Linked DNA regions of Homo sapiens: region 1 is linked to region 2. A link is an interaction called in ENCODE POLR2A ChIA-PET data of the cell type or tissue named here. Cell type or tissue: GM12878. All regions are shown on one strand.

Evidence for each region. Peaks named below come from ENCODE experiments on the same cell type or tissue, not always from the same donor. Only the 100,000 strongest peaks of a DNase experiment are listed, where the experiment ranks them.
Region 1: POLR2A ChIA-PET joins it to region 2 with 11 read pairs; 3 of 35 experiments call an interaction of 5 or more read pairs at or near these places.

The regions. Positions count from the first base shown.
Region 1 is chrX:154,497,982-154,500,481 of GRCh38, forward strand. No RefSeq gene overlaps it. Among named protein-coding and RNA genes, the nearest start is that of SLC10A3, 8.6 kb to the left of the region's middle. In GM12878, no CTCF peak of the experiment used is centred here; no DNase peak of the experiment used is centred here; H3K27ac peaks cover 278 bases.
Region 2 is chrX:154,742,026-154,744,525 of GRCh38, forward strand. All of the region lies in intron 1 of GAB3 (GRB2 associated binding protein 3), which reads right to left. Among named protein-coding and RNA genes, the nearest start is that of GAB3, 7.8 kb to the right of the region's middle. In GM12878, no CTCF peak of the experiment used is centred here; no DNase peak of the experiment used is centred here.

The DNA of each region.
Region 1 (2,500 bases), 240 kb before region 2:
GAACTTCCTGTGTGACCCATACATCAGGCATGAGACTTGTCCCTGGATATTTATACCAAGTTTTCCAGCTTCAGCTTCAAGGCCTTTAGCAACATAACAGGTTTTTTTCTTAGTTGGAGAGTTTTAGCCAAATATTAGAGGAAATTAGGAGGATTTGGGGTCTAGTCCCGTCTTCATGTAGATAAGAAACAATGCAAAGGGCTGCAATCTAATAGCAGGCATATTTTAGTGTTTTTCCTTTAGAAACAACTTTTTCTGGGAGGCCAAGACGGGCGGATCACGAGGTCAGGAGATCGAGACCATCCTGGCTAACACGGTGAAACCCCGTCTCTACTAAAAATACAAAAAAAAAAAAAAAAAAAATAGCCAGGCGTGGTGGCGCGCACCTGTAGTCCCAGCTACAGATTTTTTTTGAGACAGAGTCTCGCTCTGTTGCCCAGGCTGGAGTGCAGTGGTGCAATCTCAGCTCACTGCAACCCCCACCTCCCAGGTTGAAGCAATTCTCATGCTTCCACCTCCCAAGTAGCTGGGATTACAAGCATGAGCCACTGTTTTTGAGACAGGGTCTCACTCTGTTGCCCAGGCTGGAGTGCAGTGGTGCCATCATGGCTCACTACAGTCTCAACCTCCTGGGCTCAAGCAATCCTCTCCTCCTACCTGAGCTCCCTGAGTAGCTGGGCATACAGGTGCGCACTACCACACTGGCTATTTTTTTTTTTTTTTTTTTTTTTTTGTAGAGATGGGGGTCTCCTTATGTTGCCCAGGCTAGTTTTTTTTTTTTTTTTAACTTTTGTACCTTTTGTATTTTTAGTAGAGACTAATTTTTGTATTTTTAGTAGAGATGGGGTTTCACCATGTTGGGCAGGCTGGTCTCAAACTCCTGACCTCGTGATCCGCCCGCCTTGGCCTCCCAAAGTGCTGGGATTACAGGCGTGAAGCACCGCGCCCCGCCTGCCCAGGCTAGTTTTAGAACTCCTGGGCTTAAGTCATCACCTGTCTCAGCCTTCTAAAGTGCTGAGATTACAGGCGTGACTCACTATGCCCACCTAATTACTATATTTTTGATAAAATAATTAATGCTTTTAATTTTTCCCTTTAATTAATTAGATATTTTTCATATATTTTGGTAGAAAATATTACACAGAATGTGAAAACGTACGGACACATGATTACATAGAAACAGATTCCCTAGCTTTCATTTTGAAATTTTTGTCATGAGACAGTACAATATAGTAATATACGCTTGCCAGTTTATAAAAGGACAGTTGGATCCAATTTCTGACAAAATGAGACCCGTTCGTGTGGCTGAGCATTATTTGACCCCATAGGTAATCTTATGAAGGCTGAAGATCAAAATTTTGGGTAAAGCAGCGTCTACAGCAGTTTGATTTAAAATATCTTTTTAAAATCCTTTTATTCCATATCAAATGAGTTTAGAGGTTAAATATTCAAATGTTCACATTTCAGTTAGGACTAGCTGAATTGTATGAGAAAAACAGAATTTCCAGTGGCCAATCTGGTTTGCTTGATTAGTCAGCACAGGTGGAGAGGCACTTTTCAAAAAGATATTTACAGTTGTTTTTTTTCCTCAGCTTTTTCTGGATTGTACATGACAGACAAAGCCAAATTTTTATGCTGGACAGAGATACCTTATGTGATTGCTGTGTGCTCAAGAGTTTGACCTGTTTGATCTGAGAACCTAACTTTCACAAACATTGATCTAGTTCTTTCCTTTTTAGACTATCAATCTTTTAATTAACTGTTCCGTCACCCTAAGCAATTGTCAGCTAGGCAAACCTCCATACATGTTTCTGAAAGGAATGACTCCTAAGTGTACAAGGCTAGGTTTTTGGTTGCCATGGAGCTGTTGTAATTTGAAAGCACCCTTTTTTCTTTTCTTTTTCTTGGCTGAAATGCCCTAAGGAAAAGTTATAAACAGCTTTTGAAATCACCAATGTTAGATTATCTTTTTTTATTCTTATTTTTTTGAGACAAGATCTCACTCCATCGCCCAGGCTAGAGTGCAGTAGTGTGTCACGGCTCAACGCAGCCTTGAACTTCCAGGCTCAAGTGATCCTCCCACCTCAGCCTCCTGAATAGCTGGGACCACAGGTGTGTGCCTCCACGCTAGCTACCTTTTTGTATTTTTAATGTAGGGTTGGGGTCTGATCAGGTTGCCCAGGGTGAAATTATCTTAATACAATTATCTTAATACAAGTGAAGAAGCTGGCTGGGCACGGTGGCCACGCCTGTAATTCTAGCACTTTGAGAGGCCAAGATGAGTGGATCATGTGAGCTCAGGAGATAGAGACCAGCCTGAACAACATGATGAAACCCCATCTCTACAAAAATTAGCCAGGCGTGGTGGCAGGTGCCTGTGTTCCCAACTCCTTGGGAGGCTGAGGTGGGAGGATCGCTTGAGCCCAGGAGGTTGAGGCTGCAGTGAGCTGAGACTGCACCACTGCACTCCAGCCTGGGTGGCAGAGTGAGACCCTGTCTC
Region 2 (2,500 bases):
CTCGTGGGTTCCATCAACCATAGGTTCAACCAACCACAAATTGAAATTAGAAGTAAAAAACAGAAAGATATCTAGGTAATTCCCAAATATTTGGAAATTACACAATACATTTCTAAATAACCCGCAGGTCACAGAAAAAAACTACAAGGGAAATTAGAAGATATCTTGAAGTGAATAAAACCAAAAATACAACATATCACCAGAATTTGTGGAATGCCATTAAAGCAGTGCCAAGGGGGAAATTTGTAGCACTAAATGTCTATGCAGTTGATCCTCAACTTACAGTGGAGTTACATCCCAAGAAACCCATCATAAGTTGAATATACCCTAAGTCAAAAATGCATTTAATACACCTAACCTATTGAACTTCATAGCTTAGCCTAGCCTACCTTACATGTGCTCAGAACACTTACATTAGCCTACAGTTGGGCAAAATCATCTCACACAAAGCCTATTTTATAATAGTTATAAGGAATTTTGAATCAAAATTCAAAATTTGAAGTATAGTTTCTACTAATGAGTGTTGCTTTCATGCCATCGTAAAGCAAAAAAAGTCATAAGTCAAACCATCGTAAGTCAGGAACCATCTGTATTAGAAAATAAGAAAGATCTCATATCAATGGCCACAGCTTCTACTTTAAATGAATTTCAGAAAGTACACTGGCTGCTGTGGGGTCAATGCTAAGGGAAAGAAGCCAGACATAAAAGGACCACATAGTCTATCATTCCACTTATATGAAATTTCCAGAAAAGGCAAATCTATAGAGACAGAAAGCAGATCAGTTGCTGCCTGGGGCTAGAGATAGGAGTGAGGAGTGACTGCAAATAGGCTAAGGGAATTTTTTGTGGGGATAGAAATGGTCTAAAGCTAGACCACAGTGATGGTTGCATAACTGTATAAATTTACTCAAAGTCAACCAACTGTACACTTATGATGGGTGAATTCTATAGTGTGTGTACATATATATATATATATATATATATGTACACACACATACACACACACATACCTCAATAAAGCTGTCTTTAAAAACCACTGAAATCTGTGGAATGGGTTCCCAGGATGTTAAGCCAAGGAAGACAGAATATAATATTGGATCAAGCTAAATGTATTAATGTGTGTGTGTGTGTATTTCCTGATTGATAAAGTGACATCTTTAAGGTGCTGAAAAGAAAAACAAAACAAAACAAAACAAAATTTTTAAACTGTCAACCCATAATTCTATGCCCAGTGAAAATATTTTTTAAAATGAGGGAGAAATAGACTTTCTCAGACAAACAAAACAGAGAAGTCACTGCCAGCAGACCTAAACTACATGAAATGCTGAAGGAAGTTCTTCAGGCAGAAGGAATATGATAGCAGACAGAAACTTGAACCTACATAAAGAAATGAAGAGTGACGGAAATGGAATAAATAAAAGAAAAATAAAAGTTTAGTTTTTTCTCTTTGTTTTAATTGACTGAAAAGATAACTGGTTGTCTAAAGCAAAATTAGTAGTAGTGTATCATACGTTTATAGCACATGTAAAAGTAAAATGCATGACAACAGCACAAAGAATATAAGAATGGAATTGGGAATATACTATTCCAATGTCCTTATACTACTAATATTATAATGATATAATATTATTTAAAGGAAGTCTGCAACTAATTAAAGATGTATAATTTACACTCCAGGGTAACTGCAAAAATATGAAGTTATGAAATGTAAGTTAACAATGGAGATAAAATGGAATAATAAAAAAGGCTCTATTAGCCCAAGAGAAGGCAGAAACTGAGGAGAAAAGAAACAAAGAACAGATAGAACAAATGAATAACAGCTAGCAAGATGGTGTATTTTAATATAAACATTTCAATAATCATACTTTATGTGAATGAACTAAATATGCCAATTAAAACAAGGTGAGAGGCTGGGTGTGGTGGCTCACACCTGTAATCCCAGCACTTTGGGAGGCCAAGACAGGCGGATCACGAGGTCAAGAGATCGAGATCATCCTGGCCAACATGGTGAAACCCCATCTCTACTAAAAATACAAAAATTAGCCAGATGTGGTGGCGCGTGCCTGTAATCCCAGCTACTCAGGAGGCTGAGGCAGGAGAACTTTGTGAACCCAGGAGGCGGGGGTTGCAGTGAGCCGAGATCGTGCCACTGCACTCCAGCCTGGTGACAGAGTGAGATTCCATCTCAAAAAAAAAAAAAAAAAAAAAAAAAAAAAGGCGTTAAAAAGCAAGACCCAACTCTATGCTGTATATAAGAAACCTACATCAAATATAGACACAGAGAGGTTAGAAGTAAAAGAATGGAAAAAGATACACCGTGCAAGCACATATCAAAAGAAAGCTATTATCAAAAAGACAATAGAAAGAAGAAAATAGACTTCAAAACAAGGAATAGCATCAGGGACAAAGCAAGACATTAAATAATGAAAAAGGCTTCTATTCCCCAAGAAAACATAGTAGTTCCAAATGTGTATAACTAGAAATGGAGCATCAAAATATG